3 separate regions of the Mus musculus genome follow, and all the other regions are linked to region 1. Evidence: chromatin loops called from intact Hi-C (ENCODE). Cell type or tissue: heart. All regions are shown on one strand.

Region 1 (8,000 bases):
CAGTGAACACACTGAAGGGTGATCAGCCTTCGGTAAGCAGGTTTCACACAAAGAAAGGGTTGTCGAAGAAACGTAACTCCCACTCTAACATCATACGCGGGGCACGTAAGAAACTTTTCTCTTCACAGTGGATCTGCACAGAGAGGGGCTTAGAGGCGTGGAGTTTGATTCTGGTGGCGAAGCCTGGCTCTTTGGCTCTCTTTCTAGTCTCTGACTCAGCTGATAACTTAGACAACCAAAGCAGTCCACACTTTATCCTCATTACTGCGTGTTCTCCCCAGAGGCGTGCCTATGAACGGAACACGATAAATCAAAACAAGCTCACTTCAGGAGCCTTCCAAATGAAACTGTGTTAGTATTTAACCAGCTCCTTGCTGAATGGAGTCCTAATTTCCAACCTGCCCATCTTCAGACATCCCTACAAATGAGAACTTGCCACATTCATTTACAAAGAGGCTCAGGTGGCCGATTCTGTCGGCTGGTCAGGCCCAGCACCTATGCTAGCCGGTGACTGATCAGGTAGATGGCTCCAGGCTTGCACCATTCTGCCCAGTGCAGGGCTCCCCTGTTGGGAGGAAGTGACAAGCTTGTACCATAGCCCAGGTCCTACCAGCTCTCTTTCACTACCAACCAGTCCATTGTTGCTTTGGAGGAGCCAATAGACACAGCCTACTTAATTTCTTTTCACTCAAGAAATATGCTGCAGGCTGGCTGGGCATGGTGGCGCACGCCTTTAATCCCAGCACTTGGGAGGCAGAGGCAGGCGGATTTCCGAGTTCGAGGCCAGCCTGGTCTACAGAGTGAGTTCCAGGACAGCCAGGGCTATACAGACAAACCCTGTCTCGAAAAACCAAACCAAACTAAACAAAACAAAAAAACAAAACAAACAAACAAAAAAAAAAACAAAAAAAAAAAAAGAAAGAAAAAGGAAAAGAAATATGCTACCATATTTCAACATTTCTACCTTGACCCTTCTCATAGGTATAGATTCCCTCAAGTATAAGTGAATTAATGAAGGGATTCCTCTCCACCCCTGTGCCTTTTCTTTCATTGGCTTATCACAATCATTTCTTCACCACCACTTGCACATTCTTTTCAAGGCCCATCATTGGGTGTCCACAGACTGGGGTGACCAAAACGTAGGCATGTGTGTGCCCAAAAGGAAGCACAATGAAAGCTTTTACTAGAAAAGGTTCGCCCCTCCAGGACTCCTCACTGCTCTGTAGAGCTTGCCTGTGTGGGTATAAGAAGGCAGAGCAAAGGAATTCACACTGCTGCGCTGCGGTTTTATGTAGATGCTGGCATTACCATACATGGAACTGGGGTTTCAGAGCTGCTGCTGAGTGAGTACTCCAGTGGTTAGGAGCACTGCTACAAATTCTTAGATGAAATCTGACCAAAGAAGAAGCTAAGAATGGGTCTCAGCTGTGAGCAATTAGCAATGGAAGTAAAAGCTCAAAGACTCCTAAAGGCCAAAAAAAAAAAAAAAAAAAAAAAAAGTTGATCCCCTAAACAGGTCCGGGTGTTTCAAACTCCAATCTGAAGACAAGCAACAGTTTTAATGGCAATGTTTCACTCTTCTAGCTTCTAAGAATCGCAGCATGGAAGAGACATACAACCGAAGTACTTAAGAGTATTATGGCAAGCCAAGCCATACTATCAAAGGGACAACGGCGGTCACAGAGACGAGATTTCTGATGCTCACTGGAACTGGGTCATGGTGGCTTAAGAATGTCCCCCATAGGCTCATATATTTGACCGCTTTAGTCATTAGGAAGTGGCACTATTAGAGAAAGGTTAGGAGGTGTGGCCTCGGGAAGTAGCTGTGGTCTTGGTAGAGGAAGTGCGTCATGGTGGGGGGTTGGCTTTGAGTTTTCTAAAGCCCATGCTAGGCCCATTTTTTTCTTCTCTCTGCCTTCTGATCATGATGAAGCTCTTAGCAACTGCTGCAGCATCCTGAGTGCCACCACGCTCCCATGCTCTTGCCATGTTCCCACCCCAGCCCCCGCGCCACGATGACAATGGACTCACTCTCTGAAACTGTAAGCAAGCCCCCCAACCAAATACTTTATTTTATAAGTGTTTCTCGGGTCCTGAGCGACTGAACGCTGACCAAGGCTAGCTCACGTCTTTATCTGGGAAGAGAGATATCACTGAGTACCTTGACTTTGGCAGTACATCCCGAGAGTCGAAAAATTCCTTCCGATTCCAGACCTGATTCCTCGACTTTCTGAAAAAACTAGAAATTGACAATAAATTACATAAATTAAATACCTCTGTAGGATGACAAACATTCTAATAATAATAGTAATAATAATAATAAGAAGAAGAAGAAGAAGAAGAAGAAGAAGAAATAATTCTAAATAATCTATGAACCTGATACACGGATGATTTCTGAAATACTAATAACTGGCCCAAAAAAGTCAATACTGCCTTTGATTTGCCAGCGAGTAAATTCTCCATTTAGATCATCTATGCTGTAACTTCCCAACATCAACTCCTACCCATGGACTCTGTTGGGTATGTTGTCTTATCTACTGTGCTATGTTTCCAAATTGTATCTTTCAAATATGATAATCATTTCTCTTATGTTGACCAACCAATGCTCAATCACACCATGTGTCTACAGCCACACTACCCTGCATGAACGTAATGTCATCTAAATCTACCCTCATTGGTTACAAAGGACCTAAGAACTTAAAAGAATTCTAGAATATTAACTAAGGACTTAGACATGTAAGAATTAACCTCTCTCTTAAATACTCATGGTAGTGGTGGCGATGATGGTGATGGTGTTGATGGCGGTGAGGACATGATGGTGGTGGCAGTGTTGATGACCTTCAGCCACTGCTCTCTCAACCCTGCCTGTACTACTCTCCCCCCTGCTGAGGGAGGCTGAGGACCCAGCTGGGTTTTGCACCTATGTCATCTAAGCTTGTGCTGAATTGCCTTGGGTTAAAGGTTGATTTTTGCAAAATCCATCCTTGACATTTAGGACAAAGTACGTCATTCGTGCTTTAACTTCCGAGCAGGAAGGGCAGCACGGGGACAAGGACTCTCGACTGCGCACGCTCCCACAAGGGCTCCGGGAGCTTGGCACATGCGCTCAAGGACTCTGGGCTGCGCATGTGCTCACAAGGACTTATGGACTGGGCATGCGCTGTGTACCTTTTACGTTGGCTCATCCTCCTCTGCCCCAGTTGCCGTGTTTGCAAAGTGATAAAAAAACAAAACAAAACAAAAAAAAAAAAAAAAAACTGCCCCTTGGGCCTCTCCATGCTAACGACACAGGATATGACGTCATTGGTACAGCCCTTCCCATGGGGAGACTCCCTACAGACAGCCCCTCTGCACAGAAAGGATGCCAGCATCTCTGTCACTGCACCCTCCCTGCTCCTTCAGTGGTCAATTGATCACCAGACTTGAGGAAGCAGCTCTGGTTGAGGTGCCAGGAGCCACTTAGAAGAGGAGAAGAGGGCGGATGCAGAACTGTTAGTGTGGGTAAAAGCAAGTCTGTTTCCCCAGCCAGGGTTTATGTATCATTTACAAACCATTTAAAATCCAGGGAGGGCTAGGATAAAGGCCTGCGGTGTTAAGTGTGCCACCAGGCGTCGCTGTTGCGCGTAAGTGAGGACTTAGGTAAGCCGATTCAGTTGTTACCCATATTTGAAAGTTGTGGGACATTGAGAGACCACTCAGTGGTTATGAACAGACCCTGATCAAGCAGAGGGCCCGAGTTCAATTGGCAGAGTCCTCACAGGGAGTCTTGCCACAGCCTGTGCTTCAGTACCAGGGGATCTGACATCATCTTCTCATTCCCTCAGGGGCTTACATGTATGTGTGCATGCACACACAGAGACACGGACGCATAATGAAAAAGAAACCTAGATCTTTAAAAAAGTAAAGCAATTCTTTAGCAATCATAGAGAGCTCTAGATACAGCAGTTGAGATATTAAAAAAAATCCTTTGGGAGAAGGAGTGGGGTGAAGGATTGTTGGTGGGGGTGGCTGTGAGGGGGGGCAGTGACCAGGATGTAAAGTGAATAAGTAAAAAAAAAAAAAACCTAATAATAATAACAATGATAATAATAATAATAATAATTTGGCTTTCTAGGTTAAAAATAATTATTTTTTTATCAATTATATGTACTTAAAATTTGACATCAGATTCAGAAAACTGATATATTCTGATATCTAAATGCTCAATATATTTTCTACCTCAAATATATTTTATTTAAATTACATATGTGTGTGTGTATATGTGTGTGTGTGTGTATGTGTATGTATATATTGTCTTTATTACCTTGATTTGAGTTGTAAAACTCCATAAAATGATTGCATACACCCATTTGGCAAACATAGCTTTTGATACATCTCACAAAGCACTTGTAAGTTCAGCAAATAGACTATTAACAATCACATCTATAAAGATAATAATCAAAAATGCATGCAAACAAGCTAAGCATAGTGGGTATGCCTTTAATCCTAGCACTTAGTAGGCAGAGGCAGGAGGATCTCTGTGAGTTCCAGTATAGCCAGGTCAACAAAGTGAGACCCTATCTTGATTTGAAAAAAAAAAATCCATATAAACATGTGTAAATTCGTGTAAGCACATGCGTTTACACAAGCAGCATTGGACAAAACAACCAGAAGCCAGAACACTGTCCATCCCTGACAGAACATTGTTCTTATGGAGGAACAATGTAACAAGGTTCCAGGGCATGCAACAACAGCTCCCAAGGTGGAAAGGTTCCCGAGGCTTGTCCCTCCAGTTCATGTGCCTGAAACAGGACCCTCTGTGAAAAGCAATGGTCAGACCTCAATAGGGCTCCCCCAACTTTAACTCTACAAGTGCCCTCGGAGCTCACTGTCTCCTTGGTCTTTTGCCCAGGGACTCACTTTTTGTAACACCAGGGGAACTTTCACTGCAGGGTCCTTCTTCCGGTCATTGTCCAGGAGGACTGTAAGTGGCACTCCGAAAATCCCGTTGTCTGCAGAGAACAGAGCCAAGGGAGGAAGAAAACACTAAAGTCAGGAACGTGTCCTCGTGTCCCAGGGCGGCGCTGAGGCGGGCAGCCTGGTCTCATAGTTACCTCGGCCTCTCACTCGCTCGGTTTTGTTTCTCTTCAGTTGTATCCCAAAAGCATCGAAGAAGGCTGTCAGCTCAATCAGAGAGAGGTGGCGGATTTTCTTCATGTCTTCCACAGACAGGTCCCCCGTCTCGGTCAACCCAAATCTTGTTTTCTGAATGATAAATTTCTAAAAGACACAGTGAAGATGTTCAATTTTTTTTTTAATCAAGTGAAATCAGGACACACTAAATTTATACAACAAAACCTAATGGAAAAATACCTACAAAGAATGTCCTGGACCTAAGAGACAATGAATAGTTGTTTAAGAACACCTAAAGACCAAGGCTATGCTAACTGGAGCCAAAATGGCGCCCTGAAGGGTGGGATTGTGTAGCTGTCAAGGTTGTAGCCAGAGCCCGATCACAGCTGTGACAGCAGCCTCCTCTCCCTTCTCCCCCTTTTCCAAATTAATGTGTTTGTGTGTATGTGCACATGTCTACGTGTAAGCATCGGCAGGCTTGCTGTAGCAGGTGTGTGGACATCAAAAGATGTGTGTCTGTGCACATTTCTATGTGGATGCATAGGCAGGCCATGTGGATGTCAGAAGATGAGTGTCTGTGCACATTTCTACACGTAAGTGTAGGCAGGCTTGCCATAGCAGGCATGTAGGTGTCAGAGTCAGTCCTTGTCTCTCATCCTACTTGACAGGGGCTCTCCATAATGTTGGCTGCTGAGACTGTGACACTACTTGGCTTATAAACGTTGGCAACCTGAACCCTGAACTCCCCTGAACCCTGCCTCTTATCTTAGCAAGGAGCTCTGAGGTTACAGAGGAGCTCTACCATGCGCATCCTCACGTGGGTGCTGGAGGGTCAAACTCCAGCTCAAGATGTTTCCTGGCAAGTGCTTTTACCTACTGTGCCATCCCCACAGCCCAGCAACTGCCTTCTTACAAGGCCTATACCTACCACTGTCCTGTAAGCAGGATTATGCACGGTATGCACACATAAAACAACACAATTAAGCATATCCCAGGAGACACACGGTGCTGGGGCCTGGCCTCCCCAGCTCCCTTACACATACATAAAAGGAAAAACAGCCCTCACGTCGGCACAGAAGCCTTCTCAGCAAGGTATTGGACTGACCACAGGGGGTACTCACAGTTAAGACATAGTCTTCTTTCTTAATGTCCGACTTCTTCCATTTATTTCTATCAGGCATTTCTGTCACCATTTCTGAGTAAGAGACCTCAAAGGACAGCTCTTCAGCCTCTGCTGGAACGTTCTTCCCGTGATAATCATCATCTAAAGAAAAACAAGAGACAGGAGACGCAGTACAACCTTGAGCCGTTTGCTGCAAAACAAACCACCGATGTTTACAAGGTACGCTGGGGTACCGAGATCTGGGGAACAGAGCCTAGCTGACTGGGTGACCTGGTATTGCCTTGACCTTAAGTATGGACACATAGCTGGGCGTGGTGGTGCACGCCTTTAATCTCAGAACTCGGGAGGCAAAGGCAGGCGGATTTCTGAGTTTGAGGCCAGCCTGGTCTACAAAGTGAGTTCCAGGACAGCGTGGCTATACAGAGAAACCTGTCTCGAAAAACAACTAAAAAAACAAAATAAAACAAAACAAAAGTATGGACACATTTCTACCAGTTTCTGAAACAACTGTCCAATCCAAGTTTTAACACTGTAAGCTCTTATTAGTTATGAATGTTTTGAAGGATTAGAGGCTAACCCTGGAAGAACATGTATCTCTCTGTGTTCCTCTGATGTTAAAAAAACAAAACAAAACAAAACAAAAAAACTCCCTCCTACTCTCACAAGCACAAACGGTCACCTTTTACGATTGTTCAGTGTGGACTCCACTGCTAGGTATTCGGGGAACTTATTCTGGATTTCTATAACTTGATATTGGCCGAATCTTTGCATGATGTACATCAAGCAGGACCTGACCGGGTCACACGACGGAAATGTCCCACAGCTGCCTTTCTCAGGCTAGGCTGCAAATTAAGGCAAATGATTCCTTGGCCCAAACCATTTGTCCAACACGGAACTCTGACTTCTGAGTTGGATTTCAACACGACACTTTGTTTCACTGCCTGGCAAACATTTTTATGTGGGAAGTAAAGAATCACTGGGCTATAAACAGAACACTTTTTCTGACGAAAGGTCAAGGGGATCAAAGTGACAAAAGTTGGAATTAATCAGTAAGATCAATGAAAGAGCTGCTTGTGGCACCATTAAAATCAGGGTGGAAAGTTTATAAACGAATGCCTTCCAGTTTTGAGTATGAGCAGAAGCTGGGACACAGCAAAGGGTTGCAGAGGAGTTAGAAAGTGGCAGAGGGGAGGTGAGTCAGGATGTCTGACTTCTGCAGAGGTCTGTGCTCTGCTCACAGGAAGGAAGGATCCAGTCTTCTCTACCCGGAACCAAGCAGGCAGAGTCTCCAAACCACTGAGCCACTCATGTGGGTGTCTGTCTCTGATGGTAGGATTACAACTAGACCCCAGGCAGTAAGCAGACGGACTGGAAAACATTTCTGGGAAGTCTCTCCCCCTGGTTATTTTATTTACAGTCTTAGCATTATTGGAAAAACAATCCACACATCAGGCAATTCTTCATTGGATGAATGAAGCCGATGGATTGTGACAGGTCACAGCTGAGCAGCCATCACCACGATCAATCCTCGGATGCTTTCATCGACTCCTCTTGGCATTTCGATGTGGATGGTGAACGTATAAGCTATGCATCTCCAAGGAGAGGAATGTGTATGTCTCAAAAGACAGGAATCCTGAAGGCAGGGACTCAGGGCCCAGCCTTGGACTAGGAGGATACCATTCGGAGCATCTCTAGTGCTGGGAGTTCAGAGAAGAGCCAGCCCTGTCAGCCTGTGTGCCAGAGGCTGCTCAAGTTCAACACATGC
Region 2 (8,000 bases), 82 kb after region 1:
AAGCATCTCACCTCTGCATCTCCTGACCTCTGTGCCCTCATTGCACTTCTCTGCTTAACTGTTTCCCCCTCGAGTTTCAGAAGGCTCCCGGGTAGGGCACTGCATTCCTCTCAGTTCTAGCCCTAATCTAACCAGACACAAAACCTGCAGTCCTGCAGGCAGCTCAAATTATGGTCTTCCAGTAAATCTTGACTTAGTCGTCCCCTTACCTCTGAGAGCCACAGATTCTCCTTTAGCTCGGCTTACAGGCTATTTTATTTATTTATTTTTTAGACTCAGGCGGCACCTTGGCAAATAAGCCCTACTGTGACTGTGCCACATCTTTGGAGTCCCTTATCTGTAAAAGATGCCCCGCCCCAAGTGGCTAAGTGTGGTCCTGCCCCAACCCCATGCTTCTCTTCCTTTATGATCATACAAAGTCCTTTGTTTACAGTCCCAAATCTAAACATTAGTCATATTTTGCTTTGGATTAGCTCAACTGCTAGTTAATGAATCTTTAGCCTGCAGTTTAGCAGGGGCCTTTTACGAAATTTTGTCTGTAGAAGACAGATACCTGTCCAAAGGTAGTGGCTGGAAGGCAGTGGTAATTATACACAGAACCCCGGCTGTGAGAAAGAACACATGTGAAGCGAATTCATTATTGCTTAAAGACTTAAGGTAGGGCTCCGGTTAGGAGATGCCCACTGGGGCACAAGTCATTTCTTTAAAAATTATTTTAATCATTAAATTTAATGAATTTATAAAGCTAGTCATTATTTTCAGAAATGAGGGAGTCAAGCTAATAATCCCACCCTAGGCTTCGTGCTGGAAATGTTTACGGCACCCTGGGTCTGTAATTCTCAGGTGCTTTTGTTTATGACCGAAATCCGAGATAAAAGTTGTAACCACTCACTAATGCATACATTATAAAGTAAGCAACATTTCATCAAGGTGTGTGTGTGTGGGGGGGGACTTTTTGGAGTCTCCCAGAGACTCCAAAAAGAAAGTGCGGTGGGGTCCAAGTGATCTTTACTTTTGGATTACCAAATGCAAAAGTTAGAACAATTTTAAAACAAAGTAACAGTGGATGCAGATCTTAAAATATAAAGATAGTGTATTTAAGTTAAAAAAACAAAACAAAACAACAACCACAAAAAAAACCCACTCCATCACAGGACTTAAAAGTAATTTAAAGGAAATAAAATTCAAAGCCCAAGCTGTCCTGCCTCCCCTGGCCCCTGTGTCCGCCGATACACAGTGCGGACAGGACCAGGGAAGGTTTGCTGAGAGCCAGCGCTTGTGTTTCTGCATCGAAAGCCCCTGCAATTACGCTCATTAGGCCTGGGTTTCATGACACAGTAAACATGGGTGCTAATTCATCTGGAGGAGCCTGCACACAGGAAGCAAGACAGAGACCAGGGAAAGGAAGGGCAGATGCAAGGAACAGATACGGATCGTCCAAACTCAAAGTCCCCAAACCCCAGGGCAGAAGGCTACCCTGTGGAGCAGTACAGAATGAAGGTCCTACCCACCCACCTTCTGTGGGACCAGAGCAAAGGCCACTCCTGGATGGTGATGTCCTTTGTCCCAGAACTGAAATCAAGCTGAAAGGCTTGTTACCCTGACTAGAGAAGAAAAGTGTTTCCACCCGGGTGGAACACCTGGCCCAAGTCTACTTCAGTAAATGTTACTAAAATTAGCTACCTGGAGCGATTGGATTAGATTGTTTCAAGCCACCCACCTCAAACCCCCGGAATTGCAACAGAGAGCCTTCAGGGCATTCACTGCTAAGACATCTATTAGAAACCAGTCTTCCATATTAGTAACAAGATTTACTTTGTTTCTTTCTATACCGAGTATTAGCAGCTCACATTAATACCATCAAATTTTAAAACAACCTGCTTTAAGGGACTGAAAAGATCACAACTTAGAATCATCACACTGTGTACCCATAAACTACCAAGATGATTATCATCAGAGCCACTAAAGCATCCACTGGAAACTGGACTTCACAAACGGCCCTAGCAGCCAACTCTGCTCCTCCTTTTAAAGCCTCAGAAAGGAATCCAAAGCCTGAGTTGATGCTGGAAGAAGCATCAAGACTTACCACCGGTCAGCAGGGCAAAAAAGCTCGTTGACAGCACTCTGAGAGAGGCACAGTACAGCTCTACCATGCTGTGCTCTCAGGACCTGGAGGCAGGGGAGCCATCTCCAGCCAGCCTTCTCCACACACCACCAAGTGCTGCCCTGTCCCCAGAGGACAAGCAAGCACGGCTGGGCCCTGTGGCCTAGGAACAAAGGGCAGTAGAGTTTCTGGGCTCTGTGGAGAACTTACTCCCTTCTTGCTTCAGCTATTTAAGGAGGTTGTGCTTGCCGGACAAAAGCTGCCTGCCTCACCGTCTTCCTGTTTGTGTCTGAGCTCAAACTTCCATCCATTTCCCCAAGGAAGACTTACTTTCAAAGTGCAATTAGCAGTAGGAAGGCTGACCTGGAGAAGCGTGGCAGTGGGTGAAGGCTGAGATCTAGAGCCATGCCTTCCCTAAGTAGACACGGGCTCTATTAAAAGTTCTGTAAGAGTCGGAGGCAAAAGCTGGATCTCTTGTGATATAGAAGCGTTTCTCTCTTCAGACTTTTAATGTGAAATGTAGAAGGGAAAAGAATTTGTGGCTGATTAATTCAATATGTGCCGAGCCATAATGCAGACACAAACTGCGCCTATGGTCAGAAGGTAAGGGTTTGATTGCAGAGAGCTTTGCCACTGAAAGCTTCTAAGATCTTGACACAATCCAGTCTCTTCTGGACCTCCAAGTTGTTCATCTGAGTTCATGGGACTAATAACGCTTACTCTGCAAAGTCACTGTGAGAAGTGCGAGCAGTGAATGTAAAAGGTCTCATGCTTAGGCTCATCTGAAAGTCAGATCAGTGGAAAACCGGGCTTGGCATGCAGAAAGCTCTGTGTTCCATCCCCAGCAACACACACGCACACACACACACATACTCATACACACTCAATTACATTCACATACTCATATATATGCTCACACAACTCACACATATGCACATAGACACTCACACATATGCACAGACACTCACACATAAGCACATAGACACTCACATATATGATTACAAAACACAAGCACACACTCACACACATGCACATATACACTCACATACACATATATATGTTCACACAACGTACACACACATATATACTCACACAACACACAAACATACTCACACAACACACACACATGTACTCACACAACACACACATATACTCACACAATACACACACATGTACTCACACAATACACACACACACTCACACAACACACACACACACATATACTCTCACACACACATGTACTCACACACACACACACACACACACGACCATCCTGTAATCGCAGCATGATGCTTAACTTCCTAACTATTACAGACTTATCAGACAGCAGTAGCTAGATTTTTAAAAGCCAGCATACTTCCTCTCAAAAATTACAAGCTAGAGCTGTAGCTAAGTGGTAGAGCACTTGTCTAGCTTGCTCTGGAACGCGGGTTCAATTCCCAGCACAGGAGAAAATGATTTTAATTAAAAAGGGTAACTTTGTTTGCATGCTACGCAACTGCCCGTGAGCATGAAGATTTAAGGAGAGGTAGGACACTCCCTTGCTCTCCAGCTGAACAGTTCCAGTGCCATGAACTGTGCTTGGCACCTAACATCACTAAATCCATGTCAGTGAGTGGAAAAGAAATCAGTTACGTGAATGAGAGGCTAAGTGCGCCATTCCTGACAAAACCAGGCACAGTGTTTGACTGACAGTTAAGCCTGACTGACATGAGTTCAGGCTGAGCATCTGTCTGAAACCCCAAATCTGAATGGCTCCCCCAAATTGGAATCTTTAGAGCAGCCCATCAGGTCGGGGCTTCCAGTTTCAGATGTTCTGATCAGGGATGTGCAAATGTCCCAAAGTCTTTAAAAAAGAAAAAAAAAAATCTGAGCTCTAAAATCTTAGAGTAGATCTCAGATGTCTGGAATATGTATGGGATATGAGACGCACAGGCACCACGCCACAGTAGTGTGTGCACACAGCCACTTCCATGGAGGAAATCCCAGGGGGCGTGAGAGGAAAAGCTTTTGAAAACAACTTCAAAATCAGAGCTGTACGTTCACTTTTATTTTTATGATTTAAACTAGCGAGAAGGTTTAGATCTCATTGAGATTTTTAAACAGTGCATTTTAGTGATTCTCCTTCCCACATGCGCATCTCCCCCCTCACCTCTGACCCCTTATGACCTGGCCCCCTTCCCGTCTCCTTTCCTCTGTGTCCTATATCCACCCCCATCCTTTTTGATCACCTCCTGCTGCCCTGCGTTGGTCTCCTTCCTAGTTTCTGTGAGGCTCTGTCCACATGAGTGCACACGTACACACATGCACATAACATACAACAGGGTCAGTGTGTGAGGAGGACTGTGCAGTTTGTGTCTTTCTGTCTCTTGCTCGTATCATGCTTCCCAAATCCACCCACACTCAGGGCTGCTGTTCTGGGGAGTCAAGTGAGGAATATACACGGGACCTTCATAGGTGCAACGCTCAGTAGAAAGACGTTAACTCACTGAAGAAAACTTGACCTTCGAGTTTCTCACGCCTGCTTCTGTTAAACCTCTAAGCTTGTTCTCTTGAGCCCTGTATACCCCGGAGAGGGTGTCAGGAGACTCACTGAATATTTTTTTTTTAAGAGCATTACCTTGACATGAAGAATAAAGACTTGGGTCCCTTGTGGCTCTTATGATCCACTTACTAATGTTTGATACAAGCTTGCTGGGGGAGAAGATGGCATATGAAACAATCCACTGTTTAGGTTTTCTCTTTACTGCCTGTGACGAGGTCACGGCAGACAAATTCCTTGATGGTTATTCATGGATCCACGTGTAAGGAAGAAAGTGGTTTCATTAGGTATTTGTCCATTTCATGTAGAGACTAAGAGAGATCCGACTCTTCACAGAGTGCACATGAAAAGGTCATGTGGCACACTGTTCCCTACTTCTCGGGAGGCCTCTCTGTTCCCTTCAGGAAGAGAACTTCCCTGGCCCACTCTTTTCCTCTGGACTCTTCAGGCTCCCGCTTTTTAATGTAAAATGAGACTAATCCCATTAAGCTGTCCTTGTAAGTGGTAATAGTGGGAAAATAAATATTTAGAATTGCTGACTCTGAATGACGTCATTTCAGTTCCCAAATAGAACCAGTCCGATCTTATCCGTAAACCTCCTACAGATTTAGCATGGTAAGTCTCCAAAGAACAGAGGAAGGTGGTGAAATAACACCAGACTCCACTGAAGCCAGGGCTTCGCCTCTGTAGAAGGGCAAGCACCTGGGTCATGTGTGAGAAGACGGCTGCATCCTCTGCAGACAGAAAGGAACCGCAGAAGAATCTCTGCGTCCACAAGGAACTGCTCTCACCTGTCTGTCTCTATGACCTCACTTTTCAAGGAAAGGATTCCCCCTCTTCTTCCTCTAGTTTCTCCTCTTGCTCAGAACTGCAAACGCTGGAGGCATTTTTAATTGCCTGACTACAGACTCTAAGGAGTTCTGAAATGGATTTTTAGCAGTTGCTGGGTTTCTCAAGCTTGCATTTAGCTTCCAGCCTGGAAAGTGCACAGGGTTTGTGAATTCAGCTCCACGAGGTGATCAAGGCACTAACTCTGCCTTTTCCAGAACAGCAACTTCAGCCTGGAGCTGGAGGAGGGGAGGCTGGGGCTCTTTGAAGCACCCAGAAGCTCTGGCATTCCTCCCCTGGCATGCTGCTCTGTGGCCAGGTAGCTGCGGTAGAAATCCTTTACTGCCCCCTTTCTGGCACACTTAATCAAGACCTGCACCCACCGTATTTGATTGGTGAATAAAAAGATAAAGTCGGGGAGCCGGCCAAGACTCTGGTAGGCTGTTTTTGTTGTTATGCAAGTCTCACTTCAATGCAATTTATCAATAACTGGGGAACATCTAACATTGCTAGTATTAAATAAATGTCTTCTACAGGACAGAACATATAAAGATCTGTCTTGTAGGAGAAGAGAATTTATAGGTCTGACAATAAAGGAACAAATATCACAGAACTGTGCCTGCTGTCCACAGATCCCAAGTACACACACATCACAATAAAAAAATGGTTTTCCTTGTTCTTGTGTGCTGCCTTATAGTGGGTAAAACTTTCCTACGAGCTGGCTCCAATAACTAACCTGTAAGGAATAAAGCAGGGAAAACAAAGTCACACGGAGGGGTTCATCTCCACAGAGGAATATTTGAATTGTTACATTAATTCCAAGAGGGCAGGACTATTTCTTTTTTAAGGCGAGTAACAGAGACAGTATCTCTTGCTCTTTTTCTCCATCCTAACTTGCTGCAGAGAGGCTCGGCTGTGCTCAGAAGACACAGATTGGTAGGTTAACCTTCATAGTCTACAACTGATTCAAATGCTACGAAGACAGATGGAAATCACTGTGGCACAAAGGTAGCATGTAACAAGGGAGGGACATACAGCCTGATATTAAACTTGCCAAGTACACAGGTTAAGGACATGGCTCAGTTGGAAGAGTGCTTGCTTAGTAGTCATGAGCCCTGGGTTTGTTTCATCCTCAGTACCACGGAAAATGAGCCTTCCTGGAACATGTCTGTAAGGACCTGCACCAGGGAGGCAGAGGCAAGAGGACCAGAAGAGCATCCTCCGCTAGAAAATGAACTGGCTGGCGGCCAGCCTGGGATACATGCAACGTTGTCTCAAAAGCAGAATGCAAAGCACCAAGTGAGAAGGGCATGGGTTTAAGTCCACTTCCAGCTGTATGAGCTCAGACAAACTTCTCAATCTCTCTGAGCTGTGCCTTCTTCATGAATGAAAAGGACCACCTTGTTAGGTCGTGGCAATAATTAAATAAATCATAAACGCCAGCCCCTTAACGTAGTACTTTTAGAAATTCCCCAATCGACAGCTCAGATTTAGAGAAACAAAATCAAACAGAACACATTTGAATGGACAGAGATGTTTAAACCCGTCGTACAATAGGGGATTCCTTCTTATACCTGGAAGAGTCTGAACACACAAGCTGCCCCCGAGCCACATACTTGATACATGAAAGATGACGTAGGAAAGGGTTTCACAAAGAGTGAGAGTCCCAAATCGCCCCTTACCTCTCAACTGTCATACCCCTTACCTGTCTGGGACGTGCCTCCACAGTCCTGGGTTCAATCTGAACACTTCAGCTGATCCTGCACGCAGTAATCTCCTGCACTATTCTGTAGAGAGTCTCCAAGGGTGCCTTAATGTCTAGAAGACTCTTAGCATGTCCTCATAAACTGATGAGATTGTCCCTTCAACTATAAACAAGTAGGAAACCAGATTAAGTCTAAGAAACTGTTTACAGATATTAGACACAGGAAGTATCGGATACGGTCCAAAGACGAGGGACCAAGCAGGGCTTTCTGGGAGTTAATCCCAGCTCTCTCTCTGTCTGACAGGAGGCTCCGACTGCAGAGGGAGACCAAACTCAAGAGCACTGTGGTCTCCTCCAGCTGGGGGCACAGAATGGCATTCTGGGAGGCTCAGGCAGAAAGAATCTGCGAGGGAAAGCACCAAGTGCCAGACAGGAAGGAGGGAGGCAGACAAAGAGCTCAAGAATCCACAAGGCATTTCCTTGGGTTTGAGGCTGAATATCAGGTCACGGTGTTCAGGGTCAACTTTATGGAGTCTGACAAAAAACAAATGAGTTTCTATAAGTTAAACAATCCCCAAGTCCCCTTTGCCTGGCTGACATGTGAGCCTTGTCCAGTTGGAATAGAAAGTCTTTGTCAGAGAGACTGGGGCTTTTAGGTCACGACCTCAGAAGTCTACTTTGGTGAAGCTCAGTCATTTCTGAAAGGCTACTCTAGGTCTGCCCTAAACATTTTAATGGAAATAAGACAAAACCTTCACTTATCTTGCACTAAACAGCAACAAGACGAACACAAGCCCAGCATTCAAGCCAACGTAACTCCC
Region 3 (8,000 bases), 970 kb after region 1:
AGAGACTCGCGGCCCTGAGGGCCAGGGGCCGGGGGTCGAGGACCTGGGTTGGGTGCAGGGCACAGCATCGCTCACAATCTGGGGCCCTAAGTCTTTGATGCTGGGTTCTATCCATCATGAGCAGAGAACTTGATTCTCTCTCTTGGAAGCAGTTGTATTTTTAGACATCCCTCATTTGATTTCCCCATCCTCCATTCCTTAACCAAGGCAGGACTCGCGCCAGGCAGCCAGTTGCAAAGGCAGACAGATCCACTGCTAAGTTTGTTTTCCTTCCTTTGGTCTAAGGAAAGCTTGGGGGGGGGGGGCTTTTCTGTGTCACCTGACCTCTGTCAGTATTCTGTGTCAGATCGTGATATGCTGAAAAGGAGTTCGTCTTTCAAGAGAGCTGGAAGAATAATAAACTAGGGAATAATTAGAAGCTATTAAACTAATTTTAAACATCTTCTGTAAACCTTGTTAAAATCTATTCCAACTTTTCTTATATTCTGCTGGATGTAAAGCTGGCTTGCAGAAGAGGAATGCAGAAAGGTGCCTCTTTCATGACATCCAGCTCCCGGGGGGCATCTCTCTTCAGAGAGCCACCCTGGCTGCTGAAGCTGGCTTTGTTTCTAAAATGCCTAGACCTTAAAGTCTCTTGAAGCCAATCTAGACTTCAAGACTATTAAAGACCTGGAGCCTACAGTTCAACTAAAGCAGCAAATTTTATGTTGCGACATACAATAAGTATAAACATGTGGGGCGAGTATATTTGGTGTTTATACTTACTCTCCTGTGTATTTGTACGTACTCTCCTGTATCTCCAAATATACTTCTCCGGTATATTTGGTGTTTATACTTACTGGTAGAGGACCTTTTAAAAACCAGATTTTAAAGGTTTGCAGATGTGGTCTCACTGTTGACACCTCCCTAAAACATTTAGGATTTCTTTACTGAATTCCAACCAAGTTCCAAAGAGATATTGTTCTTTGCAAACAATAAAAAACCTGACTGCCATTTGCTTGCCCATGTGGAGAAAAGATCATAACCAGATTGATATACCAGAAGGAATCAAGGGTCATAGCTCCTCACTTAAGCACCAATTAAAAGCGAAATTCTACCCAAATAACTTACATTTTCAAATCTATTCTACTACATGGACTGCCTTGCAAAGTGTGTGTGTGTGTGTGTGTGTGTGTGTGTGTCCAAAGGCCTGTGATGGTCATCTTTAAGAGCAACATAATGCCCTTAATTTTTAGCATCTCTGTTATAGAAGGGAACATAGAGAATGCACTCTGAAGACCCAGCAGGACTGGACTTTTAACATTTGATAGATAACCACATATGGGCATCAGTTCTTATTCCTGCTTAAACTGTATAGTCAACAACCCAAAGAGCTCCCCAGAGCTAAGCCATGGTTGCTGCCTCCTCTCTCTCACCCCACCCCTCACCCCCACCCCTAAAATGACCTCCTGAGAAAGGATGGAGAAAACAGCTTTTCTTTGTGGAAATGCCTTCCTATAAATCATCATTATGAGGACTGCTTTACCTAGGTAATTGCCTATTCATTTGAATACTTGGGTTCTGTAGAATACTGTTGGTATATTAATCAAGGGTCAGAAAGCTACTGTGGTCGAATTTTCTAATATTGTCATTTTCCCACACAAGAGAAAGGTCTTTCTTGGGGAGAGTCCAGAGGACTTCTCATATCCCCTGATGAAATCTAGCACAAGATACCTTTAAAGGGAGTTCCTCCAGGGGAGGAGAGAAAGCCAGAGGAAGAGCTGGGTTACATAACAATTACCTAAAAGGAAATATTCCATACCAAGAAGCTGTCCAGATGTTGCAAAGTTGAGATGAGAGGATCGGGAGAAGCCCCTGCGTGCCTAGTGGTCCAGGATTTGAGTAGCCGCGAGGCAACTTTGTGGAAAGATCTGTTGCTGGTATTGAAGTAATATCTCTTAGATTTTCTGGGCGATGAACAGTGTCAGTCATCTGAAGTCAGCCACCCTGTCCGTGCGTGTGTGGCGTTTCGCTCTCATCCTGGGAACTAAATTCCTTTCTTTTTATACAGTAGTAACTTTCAAGAACTGTTTGGTGACTTTGGGCCCCACTTGGGCAAATGTCCTGGCTCAGAGGCCTGGTACACCAGAGGCCCCTGCTTTGGGAAACTTTTCCATTGCAGTGAGAGGCAGGGGTAGGGTATGGGGAAAGGCTCTGACCAAGAAAGTCCTCAAACATTACTTTTGAGTCTCCACATCCACAGGATTTACAAGTATGTCAGGGCTCCCACTGGCTGCCAGCCAGGAAGCTTTCAGATAGAGGGTCTTGGAACATGTGGGGGATGGGATGGGGAGAGAGGAAAGTTTTTCTCAAACTGGTTCAAACCACCGTTTCTTTCCATCGCACAAACTGGTCTTTGATTTGTGTACACAGCTTTGGGGTGGGGGTGGAGACACACCTGGAGTTCCATCCAGGGGCAGGGGCAATCCTGGCACGTGGGCGGTTTCCGGCAGCCAAGCCCAGCACCCTCTGACTGTGTTCCTCTACTTTGCGCAGGAGGAGGTGACCAAGCAGCTAGTGGGCAGCTGGCGCTCCCCCCACACAAGCTTCAGCCGCAGCAGCCCTACGGGCTAGCCTTGCATTCCACCAGTTCACCATGATCGCCACCGGTGGCCTACTGAGAATATCTGCGAGAAAGCAGGATCCTCTCCGGCCCCCCAGCCAGGTCCCTAAGCGCAAGAGGAAAGCCAAGAAGAGGCGTAAAAACGACGTGGTGGTGGTGAAAGGCAAACTGAAGCTGTGCTCCATCTCGGGGCTCATTGCCCTTTGTGGGATCCTAGTGCTATTGGTGGGCATAGCCATGGCCGTGGTGGGCTACTGGCCAAAAGCCAACGCCGCCAACAGAGGTGGGAGCAAGCAGTTACTGCCTGTGGGCAGTAGCCATCGCATTGGGGCCATCAGCAACAGCAGCAATGGCAACAAAAACCCAGCCAAGAGCCACTCTGGGACCCCAGGGGGTGCCAACTCCAGTTCTGTGGGCGGGCCCTGGAGTCCGCCTCCTGCAAGATCTGCAGCCACCTCCTCTTCCTCTTCCTCTTCCTCTTCCTCTTCCTCCTCCACGTCGGTGGGCTTCTTCTTCCGAATCTTCTCAGGCTACTTGCACTCAGACAAGCTAAAGGTCTTCGGGCCCCTCATCATGGGTATAGGCATCTTCCTCTTCATTTGCGCCAACGCGGTGCTCCATGAGAACAGGGACAAAAAAACTAAGATCATCAACCTGCGGGACCTCTATTCCACTGTCATCGACGTGCACAGTCTCCGCGCCAAAGATCTGGCAGCAGCTGCTGCTGCGGCCGCCGCGGCTGCGGCTTCCTCCTCCGCGGCTGCCCCCGGCTCCGCGTCCCACGGGGCAGCGCCGCTCAATGGCTTTCTCAGCTACGTGCAATCTCGAGGCCTGGAGCTGAAGCCAGGCAGCTGCGCGGGCTCTGCGGACGCCTTTGGGGCTGCTGCAATGCTGGCCAGGGGTTCATGGCCCCACCCCACTGGGCTGGACGGAGGCAGCGGTGAGACTCAGGAGGCAGGGTCCCCGCCGGACCTGGCTTCATCTCCGCGCTGTCCACGGGAGCCCCCAAGTCTGACAGAGGCCGTGTACAGCATCTACCGCGAGCGCTCCAGTAGGGCTGGCCATCGCCGGACCACAGTTGCCGCGGTGGCTGCGGCCACTGCCACTGTCACCGCGGCTGCCAGCGGCGGCAGCAGCCCGGCGCCCTGCAGCCCAACCGGGAGTTGGGGGCGCCAGAGCACCACCAGCTCCCTCGTGGGCTCCTCGCTGAGCGCCTTCGCCCTGTTGCCCTTGCAAGGGGATCGGGACAGAGACGGGGACTCGGAGGGCGCAAGCTGCAGCTGGCATAGACCTCCCGGGGAACGCGGCTCCCGGGATCTCCCCAGGGGAGAACTGGACCTGAGCCTGACCGACCTCCGGGGAGCCGAGGGAGGAGCGCGCTGGGCTTCCTGCGAGCCCGGGGAGCCCGAGGGCGCGAAGACAGCACGCACCGCCAGGGGGCAGGGCGGCCGCTTGCCCAGGACCCGCAGGTACGCGGCCTGGCGGCGCCGCAGCACCAGTGGGCTCCCGGACTATCGGGCTCCACCGTCGCCCGAGCCCCCACCCTCCTCGAGCGCAGAGAACCTGGACTCAGGCCCCTCTGCTACAGCCGCCACGCCCTCGCTCCCTCTGCGCCCCGAGGAGGACTCGCCCCGCGTCCGGCGGGATTCCCACAGTTCTCAGTCGGATGACCAGTCCAGCAGCAATAAGGGCTACACCCCCCTGAGGGAGGCTGACACCTCTGTAGAGTCGGTCGTGGATGTGGTGGCCAAGAAAAGGCTAGACTGTGAGGATGTTACAGATCCCAGTACTGAGCACAGCTCCCCCGAGGGTCCCAGTCCAGGGCCAACTAGGGCGGAGCCTCTGTCTGTGCAGAGGCAGTTTACAAACAAGGAGAAACTCTTCCTCATTTCCAGGTCTCACACCCCAGGAGTAGAAGACCCCGAATTGAAAAAGTCTTCCAACTAGGGAGGGCGGGACAGGGAAAGGAGACACGCTGGTAGAGTCCCACTGGACTCTGCATTAAAAGCCCCACCCACCCACCCTACCCCGATTCCCCTGTGGACAGGTCCGAGGAAACCATTCAATATCCAAAGAGCTGCAGAATATTATCCTTGAATTACGTTCACAAGCTTCCTGTAGATAACTCAAGCAATTTTTTTTAAAGAAACAAAGTCGTCTTTTTACGTCCGATGGTGATTGTACGTTCGATGAAAACCAAATGTATTAAAAGATCACAATCTAGTTCATTAGATGAAACTCTCTTAATTTTCTTAGGATCAAAATAATATATTTTTGACAGTAACTCTGTACTTTACTCCTATTTTTCTTTGTCCAGCCCCGCCCAGCTTCCCTCGCTCCTGGACTCTGCTGCTGACTTCATCCGTAGCTGCTTGTAAAGGAATAACAAGCTTTTTATTTCTGCCCTCTTGCAGAGTCTAGAAGAGTTTGTGTCAATTCTCTTAGAATTGAACTTTCTAGGTGGAGTCAAAGCCCCAAAGCATGAGTATTCGGGAACGAGGGCCCCCTTGCCTCACCCCACGCTTATCTACAGCTGTCCAAAGGATTCTATTTTTTAAAAGGGATATTTGAATTTTGCTACCAGGGTATGTGAAGACCAGAGGGCGCCAGCAACTACACTGGATTGTGACATTCTTAAACTCACAAGACCAAGTACACCATGCATTACTGAGTATTATCACACTTGTATGGAAAATAACATTAATATTTAAAGTCTTTTTTTAATAAAAAGTTCCCAAACAGTTAAACATAATATCGCCTCATTTTGCTTGAGCTCTCGTGGTTCTAGAGCACAGGAAGCCCCTAACAATTTCTCTCCTAAATCCAAAATATAATATTTGCCTGTTCAGACTGTAGTCACCTTCTCCCAGAGTGACAGAGGGTCGTCTGTGAAGGTGTGAGTGAGCCAGCCAACCCATTTCCAGTATGTTTTTAACTTGAAGACAGAGGCAAGCATGTGACCCCTGTGTATTTCTTTGAATAAGTAGTATATTTTTTTCTATAATACTTGTAGTTAACCTGAAGTTTAAATTACAGGGATGCCAGGCTTAAAAACTCCCTTCCCACCCATGAATGTTTCTCTATTTGATTTTGATTTGGGGTCCATGTTCCTGCATCTCTGGCTGACATAAGCCACACAGTCATGCTATAATAATTCTGAAATAGTTCACAATCTGTCAGCTAGCCAGTTTTCAAGGCCAGAAAACAAAACAATTTACAGTACTGCTCCTTCTTCTTTGGAGTGTGACCTGCGACTTCATGGCCTAAGACATAACCACTGCTTTTAAAGAAAACCTGGTGACAGATGTGCTCGTATGGCTCCTCGCGCCATGCTGCAGAAGGTACATGGATTTGGGATAGAAGGATCTCATGGCATTTGCTAGCTGTGGAACTCTTAAGGGCAGACAAACAGACCTCTGCCCTCAGATCTGTAAGATGAGGTTAACAAGAGCCACAAAGCTCTAAAGGAAGCTACTACACAGCTGAGAGGGAGAGCAGAAGCCAGGCTTAGAGCACAGTCTCTAGTGGAATTTCTGAAGAGATACAATTTATCCCAGGGGCTATTGTCATTATGTCTACCCTTGTGATGTATCTTCTGCCCGCTGCAGCAGAAGGCCAGGCCCCACCCAGGGGCTTCTGCAATCTGGGGTGGTTATTCATTATCTGCAGAAACACAGACAAATCTCTTAATCCTTTTGGGCCTCTGGTGAACGATGTAATCTTTGTGATCCCCTTCAGCTCTAAGAGCTTAACTTAAATTCAGGGTATTGGGTTTATGCTGGATACAATCTTATATTTGTACACACAACTTAGCAAAAGATATGCTCCATAAACTTCCATATAACTTTCTGTAATGAAATTTAAATGGACCTAATGTTTCCTCAAACTATACACACTAAGCTAATAACTTGAGTCTCTGGATTAATTTATTGAGCTTTTCTATAAAGCAAAAGTGAGTTTCTAACAGATGAGAGAGACAAACAAGTACAACACCCCTCCCCCATCATTGTATCTTCATTCATTCTACTGTTAGAGAGTATGTTATTTAAAAGTTAACCAAAAAAAAAAAAAAAAAAAAAAAAAAAAAAAGGCCTGGATATTTTTCAGTGCTGTTTCCAGTCCCCAGAACATATAACAAATTATAAAGTTATTCTCTCTTAGCTTAACTAAGGAGGGATGGGCAGAATAAAAAATTCCCCTGCAAACCAGAAAATTCAGCCTAAATGACTGACTGACTGCAGTTACTCATACTGATGGGTTAATTATTTGGATCATTTTACATAAACACTAATTGCCCATGTTAATTTCATATAGAGGCCTCCTGAAGTTAAATCCTTAAGCAACCTAACCTAGCTCAATATCAAGTGCTACTCTGTATGTCCTGTGGTGATTCACAGCCTTAACAACTATAGAGAACAAATCTGCAATAGCCATGCTAATTTTTTCTTACTATTTACTGAGGTCCATGTATTTATCTCCCAGCTTCATATATAAGATCAATGAACCTGCGTGGCAGCTCTACTTCCTGACCACAGAGAAACAGCCTGAAGTCAAAGGATGGAGGGCTTGCCCAGGGCTTTAGATATGGTCAGTTGTAAAGGTTTTACAAAGATTTACAAAGATTTAGACCTGCTGGTGAATGATGGGATGTGATTAGAAATTCTGGAGACTATTTCAATCTTTTTTTTTCTTTCTTTACTTCCTATTAGATGTCCTTGCAGGGCCACTCATACAGATGTGCAGAGAAATGCTAGGATCCAGTCAGATAGAAAACCAATGCTTGTGTTTGAATGCAGCAAATGGCATAGGTATGCATTTATGTAAGTTTTCAGAGATCTCTGGACCCAATCAGTAAGGATACTTGGACTTTCCAGACCATAGAATTCCCCACCTTTTATGTATAATAAACACAGCTTTGGAGATTTAGAAAGACCACATCAACCTGTTCAGGGCAGAGCAGCAATGGTGGGAGAAAGGTGCTGAGCTGTTTGCAGTGACAGCAGGTTTGTTCCCTCTTCCTTTGAACTTCTGCCCTGTACTGAGTGAGGGGGTCTCCATTGAACTGCTCAGACTCTCCTCTCAGTCTCTCTTGCTATACAGTAGGAATTAAAGCGGGACCTACCTCACAGAGACCAGGTACTGACAAAATGGCTTAATCTACCTAGGAAGTGCTCGTATCAGGTTTGGCACATGGGCAGTGCTATGAACACTTCATTAGTTTCATTTCCAACGATATCAATGCTATGTACACTTATTTCATATGGGCTTCTTTTTTTTTTCTCTCCCAGAATAATTTTAGGTTTTAAAAAAAATCCAATGTGTAATCAGTAGAGTACAGTGGCCCAAAGTGTGACTTCCAGGTCTTACATAACACTGCCTGGGTTTCTCAGTCTGTTAA

What was found. A loop is a pair of places that touch in the nucleus more often than their neighbours do. Peaks named below come from ENCODE experiments on the same cell type or tissue, not always from the same donor. Only the 100,000 strongest peaks of a DNase experiment are listed, where the experiment ranks them.
Region 2: a loop joins it to region 1, with 2.1 times the contacts of the local background. A loop is called at or near these places in 3 of 42 quality-filtered maps.
Region 3: a loop joins it to region 1, with 3 times the contacts of the local background. A loop is called at or near these places in 9 of 42 quality-filtered maps.

The regions. Positions count from the first base shown.
Region 1 is chr17:67,866,790-67,874,789 of GRCm38, forward strand. Arhgap28 (Rho GTPase activating protein 28) reads right to left here. Exons shown (of 18, transcript NM_172964.4): 7 at 6,234-6,376; 8 at 5,094-5,259; 9 at 4,900-4,991; 10 at 2,162-2,239. Among named protein-coding and RNA genes, the nearest start is that of Arhgap28, 130 kb to the right of the region's middle. In heart, a CTCF peak has its summit at 3,599; DNase peaks (open chromatin) are centred at 102, 3,462 and 3,502; H3K27me3 peaks cover 3,447 bases.
Region 2 is chr17:67,948,452-67,956,451 of GRCm38, forward strand. The region is part of intron 1 of Arhgap28 (Rho GTPase activating protein 28); the gene reads right to left. Among named protein-coding and RNA genes, the nearest start is that of Arhgap28, 52 kb to the right of the region's middle. In heart, a CTCF peak has its summit at 4,089; no DNase peak of the experiment used is centred here; H3K4me3 peaks cover 462 bases; H3K27ac peaks cover 4,183 bases.
Region 3 is chr17:68,837,789-68,845,788 of GRCm38, forward strand. It overlaps Tmem200c (transmembrane protein 200C), which reads left to right. Exons shown (of 2, transcript NM_001206661.1): 2 at 2,536-5,350. The coding sequence starts at 2,636. The coding sequence ends at 4,549. Among named protein-coding and RNA genes, the nearest start is that of Tmem200c, 4.7 kb to the left of the region's middle. In heart, a CTCF peak has its summit at 4,042 (motif pointing right); no DNase peak of the experiment used is centred here; H3K4me3 peaks cover 2,798 bases; H3K27ac peaks cover 1,118 bases; H3K27me3 peaks cover 4,895 bases.